Regions from separate parts of the Homo sapiens genome. Here region 1 is linked to region 2. A link is a contact called in ENCODE Hi-C or POLR2A ChIA-PET data. All regions are on one chromosome and are shown on one strand. Each heading gives the region's core, a stretch centred on a gene start or an enhancer-like site at or near the end of the contact. The rest is flanking DNA. Distances are from core to core; before and after follow the strand shown. Region 1 overlaps PNPLA7 (patatin like domain 7, lysophospholipase). Region 2 holds the start of NRARP (NOTCH regulated ankyrin repeat protein).

What was found. A loop is a pair of places that touch in the nucleus more often than their neighbours do. ChIA-PET counts read pairs that join two places held with the same protein, here RNA polymerase II (POLR2A). Pooled maps may share reads with other maps.
Region 1: a pooled map shows a loop between it and region 2 (2.0-fold over the local background). The contact joins the enhancer-like site here to the promoter of NRARP in region 2. A Hi-C loop is called at or near these places in 1 of 50 pooled maps. POLR2A ChIA-PET finds 5 or more read pairs at or near these places in 2 of 52 experiments (HEK293 and MCF 10A).

The regions. Positions count from the first base shown.
Region 1 is chr9:137,479,828-137,484,658 of GRCh38, forward strand. PNPLA7 (patatin like domain 7, lysophospholipase) reads right to left here. Exons shown (of 35, transcript NM_001098537.3): 21 at 4,760-4,831; 22 at 1,133-1,196; 23 at 485-653. Among named protein-coding and RNA genes, the nearest start is that of NSMF, 23 kb to the left of the region's middle. RefSeq lists an enhancer at 3,262-4,461. Within about 2 kb of position 2,465, at least 9 of the 41 ENCODE cell types and tissues checked have a DNase peak (open chromatin) inside an H3K27ac peak, as active enhancers do.
Region 2 is chr9:137,300,116-137,304,312 of GRCh38, forward strand. It overlaps NRARP (NOTCH regulated ankyrin repeat protein), which reads right to left and starts at 2,156. Exons shown (of 1, transcript NM_001004354.3): 1 at 1-2,156. The coding sequence starts at 1,813. The coding sequence ends at 1,469. RefSeq lists silencers at 1,014-1,063, 1,184-1,243, 1,314-1,393, 2,076-2,715 and an enhancer at 1,455-2,373.

The DNA.
Region 1 (4,831 bases), core at 1,215-3,714, 180 kb after region 2:
GCCAGCGTCCCGAAGGTGCCTGCAGAAGGCTGTTCCTGTTGGCTGAGGATGCAGAGGCAGAGGGTAAGGCATTCACAAGAGGAAAACTAAGCAGCCAGAAAAAGCAGTGAGAGGAACAGGAACGACGCCGACACCTAAGTGCTGTGGAGAAAAGCAAACTTCAGATGACACAAAATAGGGCACCGTTTACGTAAAAGGTTAGTCCTGGAAAAGGCTTCCCGCACCTGCTGTAAAAGTGCGAAAGGCGGCCGGAGGCTGCGGCTTCACAAGAGGCCACGTGGGGCACCTGCCCTGCTCCGTGCTAGAACCCCTGGAGGTCAATACAGCACCGTGTTTTTAAAACATGGGTAGCAGATATCTGAGTGTTGGCTCTTATCATCTGTCTTTTTCTGAGTTTGTGCAGTATTTTACTCAAAGGAAAAGAGAAACAGGAGGTTCTGAAGAGAGGGCTCTCCCCAGCTCCACCGGCCCTCCCCGTGCTCACCTCGCCCACTGTGGGCTCCTGGTCACCCAGGCCCACGATGAGGATGCAGTCGGCCTGGCGCACGCAGCGCTGGGTCCAGGGTGTGAGCGTGCCATCTGCCTGGTAGAGCACGATCCTGTGGGTGTCCTCCTGCTGCCCCAGCCAGCTGGACAGCCGGTACTCGTGAACACTGCAGCACGCAGAGGGAGTACCTCACTACTCCGCAGGGGCCTGGCACTCTTAGCACATGTCCCCGGGGCAAAGAGGCAGCAGAGGCCAGCACCAGCCGCTGCCCCTTCCCCTCCCTGCCCAGCACTTCCTGCCATCGCTAGTTCGCAGTGAGTTATTCAGGGCCTAGGCAGTCACGCAGAGGCTGCAGTTAAGCCCAGAGGCTGAGGCTCGTTGAGGGGCAGGCTGGGGAGAGTGAGACCCGGGGCTGCCCAGGCGGGAAGCGGGGGCTGGGGTCCCCTGGGAGGCCTGACAGTGCCCAGCAGGTCAGCGCTGCCCAGTGTGTCCAGTGAAGGGAGTCACGTCATCAGCCCTCACACCACAGTGTGCTGGACGAGGAGCACGCTGCAGTGCAGATGCTGGATGTGGACACAGTGGGGACACATCTCAGGGCTGCGTTGGGCCGGCTGGGAGGAAGGAGTCGGGGCTGGCGGCACGCACCTGTCCAGGGCAGCGGAGCCAAGGCGCCGTTTTATGTTGTCACTAGTCAGCAGCAGGGTCGGGCCTGAAAACACCACCACCAGTAACGGAGCCTGCCTGGGCAGCCCACCTCCAACGCCAACAAGGCACCGACACCCAGCAAGGTACCGACGCCGAGCCAGGCACCGACGCCCAGCCAGGCACCAAGGAGGAGGAAGGCAGTGAGAGTCCACTCCCCAACCCCAAGGTCTGCTCCCCTTGAGCACAACTGCCAAGCCTTCTTCACCTGCCAGTGGGGAAGGGCCTGTGGCCTGATGCTACCTCCCATCTGCCCTGAAGGAGGCCTCGGGTAGCCTCTCTGAGCCTCGGTCCCCTCCAGCACGAGCAGCAGTGGAATCTCTGTGTCCTGCCACGTGTGCAGGGCAGGGAAGGCTGTGCGATGGGAGATAACGTAATTTCCAAAACCCAGATCATCGAGGTGCCAGACGCCAAGAGGCCAGGGTCCCCAGTGTTGACATGCCTGTTCGTATGCATCTTCCACATGGGCACGGCTGTCAGGGCCCTTCTCAACCAGGGGCGCCAGTGTCAGCCCTGGCATCACAGCCACCAGAGGCTCAGGGGAGAAGCTAAGATGAGGGGCTCAGCCTGAGGGGGTGCTGCTTGGCAGTGCCGGGTGGGAAAGGACCCAGAGCCCCATGTGTGGGAAGCAGGGAGGTCTAATTCTAATTAAAAGCTAGAGATCGGCTGGGCGCGGTGGCTCACGCCTGTAATCCCAGCACTTTGGGAGGCCAAGGGATCACGAGGTCAGGAGATCCGGTGAAACTCCATCTCTACTAAAAATACAAAACTTAGCTGGGTGTGGTGGCGGGCGCCTGTAGTCCCAGCTACTTGGGAGGCTGAGGCAGGAGAATGGCATGAACTCGGGAGGTGGAGCTTGCAGTGAGCTGAGATCGCGCCACTGCACTCCAGCCTGGACAACAGAGCAAGACTCCATCTCAGAAAAAACAACAACTAGAGATCAGATCAATGTGTCTCGTGCCTTAACTAGCAACATTTGTTTCTTAGAGGCACACAAAATAAGGGCCCCTCTTACAACTGAACTAGAATGCCCCCTGGGCTCAAGAGACAGCTCTGAGCTGAAAATCCAGCCCAATGCTGGTGCGATGTGCAGCAGCCGAAACCTGCTCACTGCTGTGGGACTGCAGCCTGGTGCAGCCTCACTGGAAGTCAGCTTGGTGGTTTCTTCTACAACTAAACATACTCCGACCACAGGATCCAGCAATCATGCTCCTTGGTGTTTACCCAAAGGAACTGAAAACCTCTGTCCACACAGAAGCACGCACACAGGTGTTTACAGCAGCTTCACTCATAATTGCCAAATCCTGGAAGCAGCCAAATGCCCTCCAGTAGATGAACAGATCAACTGTGGTGCGTCCAGGCAGCGGACGATGACTCAGCACCAAAAAGAACTGAGCTCCAGGCCAGGAAAAGGCCAGGAGGAACTTTGCGTGCACGTGACTGAGTGGGAGAAGGCCGTCTGCAGAGGCTACACCGTGTGGTTCCATTTCCATCACTTTCTCAGAATGACAAAATTATAGAGATCGAGAACAGATCCAGGGCTGCCGGCAAGCCGGGGTGCTGGGTGACAACATGGCAGCCACCTGCAGGGTCTCCTCCGTGACAGAGTGGCCCCGTGTGGTGCAGGTCACAGAAACGGCACCCACACCACACTGCACCACACACACCCAGGAGGGCACGGACGGGCTGCTGGGGCCCAAGGGGTCTACAGATGGCGTAAACGCCAACGTCCCGGCCTCGATGTTACCCCCTAAGGCGCTGCCCGTGAAGGAGCCCTGGCGAAGGGCACATGGGGTCTCTCTTTACTATTCCACAATTTCTCCGATCCTATAATTATTTCAAAATAAAGTGGGTTTTTTGTTTGTTTTTGTTTTGACACGGAGTCTTACTCTGTTGCCCAGGCTGGAGTGCAGTGGCACCATCTCAGCTCACTGCAACCTCCACTTCCCGGGGTCAAGCGATTCTCCTGCCTCAGCCTCCCTGGTAGCTGGGACTACAGGAGCCTGCCAACAAGCCTGGCTAATTTTTGTGTTTTTAGTGAGACGGGGTTTCAACATATTGGCTAGGCCGGTCTCGAACTCCTGACCTCAAGTGATCCTCCCACCTCAGCCTCCCCAAGTGCTGGGATTACAGGCGTGAGCCACCACGCCTGGCTTAAAAAGTGTTTTTTAAAGGGAACTAATTTATGTGACGTGGGACAGCTCCACCGCACAACTCGAAGATGTTTCTAAAGGGAACTAGTTTATGTGACGCGGGACAGCTCCACCGTACAACTCGAAGATGTTTTTGGACATACCTGGAATACTCTGACTGATGTCACCGGAAATGAGTAAGATTTTCTGCATATACTGGGAATATGTGTCATGTAACGACGGTCAAGGCCATCAGACAAGGCAATCCATGCTTTATGTGTTTTAAAATTTTGTTTTGAGAGTAACTTTCATTTATTTATTTTTGAGATAGAGTCTTGCTCTGTCACCCACGCTGGAGTGCAGTGGTGCGATCTAGGCTCACTGCAACCTCTACCTCCTGGGTTCAAGCGATTCTCCTGCCTCAGCCTCCCACATAGCTGGGATTACAGGCATTTCCACCACCACGCCCAGCTAATTTTTGTATTTTTAGTAGAAACGGGGTTTCACCATGTTGGCCAGGCTTGTCTAGAACTCCTGACCTCAAGTGATCCACCCGCCTCGGCCTCCCAAAGTGCTGGGATTACAGGCATGAGCCACCGCACGTGGCTGAGAATAACTTATAAGTATTCGATGTTTATAGTAGCATCTTTCTATATTATAAATTTTTTGAATGTATTGTTTTCTATTACCAAATGTCTGTATCAGGAGGGAGCATTTTCACATGGTTCTGAAATACTCTTGTCACAATATATTGTTTTATAATAATTATACAACATTCATTGCATTTATTATTATTATTATTTGAGACAGAATCTTGCTCTGTCGCCCAGGCTGGAGTGCAATGGTGTGTGATCTTGGCTCACTGCAACCTCTATCTCCCGGGTTCAAGCGATTCTCCTGACTCAGCCTCCCCAGTAGCTGGGATTACAGATGCGCACCACCACGCCCAGCTAATTTTCGTATTTCTAGTAGAGATGGAGTTTTACCATGTTGGCCAGGCTGGTCTTGAACTCCTGACCTCGGCCTCCCAAAGTGCTGGGATTACAAGCATGAGCCACCGCGCCCGACCGCATTCATTATTATTGCATTATTTTGCCAAGACAACACTGAAATTTTTAGCATAACCTTAAACCCACAGAAAACTGACTTCCTGTCTATCATCATGGTCCCTATCATCACATGAAAACTTGTAAATAAAATGTTGCAAAGAATATAGAATAACTTAGAATTTTGAGAGTTCTCAGGAAATTCAATTCCTTGCCCTTGAATCCCCAAATTTAACAGCTGCCAGCAATTTGGAAACACTACCGAACACTGACCCCAACTGAGCCCTGCCCACCCACCGCCGCGTCCCCTCGAAGACAGAGGGCAGCCGGCAGGCGCCCTCCACCAGGCCCAGAACCCAAGGATGGCTGGAGGCTGGGAGGCTCAGGCTTACCGATGGCGCTGAGGGCATGCTCCAGCTCCAGGGCGAAGGCGGTGAGGGGCACTTCCTCTGACACGGGCATCA
Region 2 (4,197 bases), core at 906-3,405:
GGATCAAAACAACAAGGGGTGTGGGGCTGCATAGAAAATTGGAGCCACAGAAACCAGGAAGGGCGCCTTTCAGGACAGAAAGTGACGCAGGAGAACCTCCCCGGGCCCAGGTCTCGACGCAACCCCTCCCCCACGGCAGGATTTCGGGTTCGAATTGAGTCCTCGAAGCTCTGGGAGGCTAAAAAGGGGCAAAACGATCCTTCAATTAACTCAGCCATTAGCACAAGAGATTCACAGTCTTATAGGTATTTTATAAAAATATAAATATGGGTACACTCTGTTGCCTTCACAACGCTGGATACATCGCCCTTTAAAATTGGGTTTATAACCAAGATTCAAAAAATACACCTAAAACTTGGCTTAAAATATGTTAATATTTTATATTCTGTCATAAATGTTATGACATTTAATTGTGGCAAATCCATTTACTTTTTTTAAAAAAGTGTGCAACCGTTAACTATGATAGAACGCACTAGAAAAGGTAACGAACCTTCACCCACCCCCCCGTGTCCCCGCCACCCTCGAGCGCCAGCGAGCTTCCAGGATCCTGGGGAAACTGCAAAACAAGCCGGTTTGGGGGATGGTGGCCTCATCCAGGAGGGGCGGGGGAGAGAGGCCCTGGGGCTTCCAAAACTCACGGATTTGAGGGAGAGGGAGAAGGAGGGAGGGGGAACAGAACGGGGTGGGGAGGTAGACGCGGGGAGAAGGGAAGGGGGAGGGACAGCACGGGAACACCATCAGGCTGGGCGGTATTTTCAGTGCAACCAAGAAATGGTAGACTCAAGTTTTTAGTTTTAAGACTAGAAAAAAATGCATCACTCCCCCCCATAACCACATTGACCACGCAGTGTTTTCCAAACAAAAAAACCAGGCGCACAAACTCCACCCACAAATGTACACACACAAGATAAATAGTTTAGAACACCAGCAACAGCGAACAGCCGAGCGTCTCCTCGGCCGCGCGCCAGCGGCGCGGACCTCGGACCTCGGGGCTGCTCCTCGGCTGCAGCCGGCATCGGCGCGTCCCGGGCCTGCGGGCGGGTCCTGAAGGCGGCGGCGGAGCGCTCCGAGTCCGCCTTCGGCTCCCGCCGCCCGCCTTTCACCTTCGGGAGAAAACATTTTGCGCAGAGGATCCGGTATCTCGGGATTCCGAACTTGCTGGTTGCGAGACTCAAATTTCAAAAGGGGCTGGAGCCCGCGCCCCGCCCCCACCCGCGAGGCGGCGGGCAGGCGAGCGGGTGGGGGCCGTGGGAAGCTGCTCCGGCCCGGCCGGGCCCGGCTAGGCCGCAGGGAGGCGCTCGGCCGGCGGGGCTGCCGGACCCTGGGGCCGGGACGCACGCGCCGTATTCGCCGTGGCCACGGGCCTTCTGGCGGGGCCTGCGAGCCGGGCGCGCACCGAGGTAGTTGGCGGGAAGGTACAGCAGAGACGACGCGGGCGCAGGGCCGGGGTCCGGGGTCCCGGCGGGCATCACCGGCCGCTGGCCGCGTACTTCGCCTTGGTGATGAGATAGAGCACGATGTCCTGGTGGCCACCGAACGCGGCGATGTGCAGCGCGCTCCAGCCGTCGCGGTTGGCCAGGCGGATGTCGGCGCCGAACTTGACCAGCAGCTTCACGAGCTCCAGGTTGCCGTCGATGACCGACTGGTGCAGCGCCGTCTGGCCCTCGGGCCCGAACGAGTTCACGTTGAACTCGCAGTTGGTCATGTTCTGCAGCAGCGACTGCAGCTCCTGCGTGTTGCCCTTGCGCACAGCCTCCTGGAAGATGCGCTGCGTCTGCGGCGCGGAGCAGGTGGACAGCTCGGCCTGGCTCATGCTGCCGCCGGGCGCGGGCCGCGGGCCGGGCCGGGGCTCAGCGCGGGCGGCGGCTGCGGCGCGGGCCCCCGGCTGTCTCGGGGCGCGCCTCGGCGCATGGAGGGCGCGGCGTCCCCGGGCCCCGCACGCCGCCTCTGGGCGCTCCGGGCGCTCGGGGCCGGGGGTCGCCGCCGCGGGGACCCCGCCGCATCCAGCCGCGCCCGGGTGGGCGACGGGGGCGCGCGCTCGGCTCGCGGGGGCCGGGCCCGGCCGGGGACGGCGGCGCCGCGCGGTCCCGGTCCCTACTCGGTTCGGCTGCGGCTCCCACGCGGTCCCAAGGCGCCTCCCCACGCGCCGCAGCACTAGCTCGCCCGCCGCGCCGGGGCGCCTTTTACCTTCTTTATATTTGCATAACAATGGCAGCCCGTGACGCGCGCGCCGGCGGCCCCGGGATTGGGCCGCGCCCACATGGGGGCGGGGCGTGGGCGGTGCCGTGCGCAGGGGTCCGGGGGCGGGTCCCGGCGGCGGCGCGCTTCGCGGCAGGGGGCGCTGGTCGCCGGCAGCGCCTGGGCGGGGGAGGCCAGGTGGCCGCCGGGGGGGTCCAGCTCCGTCGCCGCCGCCGTCCGCGCGCCCCCCGGGCGCTCCGCGTCTCTTTGCGGTCGTCCCGCCCCTTCTCCCTCCGGCCACCCGGGGAATTCCAAGCTCCCTCAGCAGCCAGACCCAGGCCTTGCCCGGTACCCGAGCGCGACCGCCAGGTGGCCCCGAGGGCGGCCTCTCCCGGGCAGGGGGTTCGCGGGCATCTCAGGCCCGTGGCGAAGGAGAGACCCCTCTGAGCGGAGAGGCGCGCGGCGACCCCGGCCAGCCCGCGCCTCCGGGCTCACCGTCCACGCGGGTGGCAACTCCAGGCCCTGACGTGGGGCCTTCAGCCACGCGGGTCCTTCCCGCGCGCGGGCAGCCTCATGGCCGCCGGCTCAGCCTATGTGTGCCCCAACCGTACTGATGCGAGGGGCCTCCGGCCGGCCACCGCGGCTTCTATCGCCTGGCGGTGAAGGGGGTTCCGCTGTCCTCTCGGGAGGAAGCCCCGGGCCGGGGCGCAGCGGGAGGGTCGGGACCGCGGCCTGCCTCCCTCTGCTGCCCACGCACCAGCATGCGGGACACATAGGTCCTGCCCAGGTGAGCAGGGCTAGGTGTGGCGCCAGGGCCAGAAGGGAATTCTGAAACGCCTGGCTTCCAAACTGTAAAACCCATTTTTATTGACCACTCTAACAATTGACCGGGAGGCACTAGCAGGGGAAGCACAGCGCATTTCCTCATTAGAGTTTTACAGTTTACAACTCGCTGTGGTCGTTGGAAATTAAGGAGGAGTGATTCTCAGGCGCGGAGCAGGAGGCCAGGCAGGCTGGGGCTTGAATTCCTTCTGAAGCCAAGCCGGGAATTCCGCGCAGGCAGCTCTGAGCTCGGGCTGGGGAGACCCCCATGCCAGGCCTTGTCTGAGGAGGCTTCCGCCCACCAGCTCCATGTCCCCACATCCGGCTCCCCACAGGGGTGTGTCCCCACCCCATGCTGTGCCCATACTGGCAGGAAAAACTGGGCAGGCTCCCTTCGGGACAGACCCTGGCTGACCGGAGCAGGGTCCTGAGGCCCTGGGGTCCTCCTGGTGGGCTGGGAACCTCTGTCCCTCAAAGGCACAGCTCAGAGCTCGCTCTGGTCTTCCTGGGGCCGTGATCCCGCTGGTTCTGTTCAGCTCTCTCCTTTGGGCCTCACTGCTTCTCCCAGGAGCTCTCAAGGGGGCCACGGAGGGTGGAGGGGTGCTCCCCAATATGCAGGTGAGGACACAGTGGAGTCCCGGAGTAGGCCCCCAGCAGAACAGAGATGGGCGCTGTGGAGCCCAGGCCCGGGGCAGGGATGGCATGGCCTGGCCTGCCGTGCTCTGCTGGGCACCTTTGGCCTCTTAAGGAGGGGGAGCCGCTGGGCTGCCTGCTGGTCCCTGGTGCTGGCTGTGTCTCTGGACCTCAGACCAGGGCTGGGTGTGCAGGGTGCTCTGAGCTCACTGTCAGGAGGGCAGGAGCTCTGTCCTGGGCATTGATGGATTTTGTGCATATGCCCAGGGCCCAGCCAGGCTAGACTGGCAAGAGGCAGAGGGCATGACTGGGGGGTGGGCAGAGCCCTTGGTGCTCAACAGGCACAGGGCCTCCCCTGGAGGGTGGGTGGTTTGCAAACAGGCCGAAGCCCAGGTGGGCTCAAGCCGGGCCTGGAGAAGGCATTTGGCTATGCTGTGGGCCAGGAGCAGGGCCTGGGAGAAAGTGCCGTCGGCATCCGTGGCGGCGGCAAACAAAGGGGCCCTGTGTGAGCTCGGTGTGGGAACGCGGGGCCCCGCCACGGGCGTGAAATCGGCAGCGGCCCCT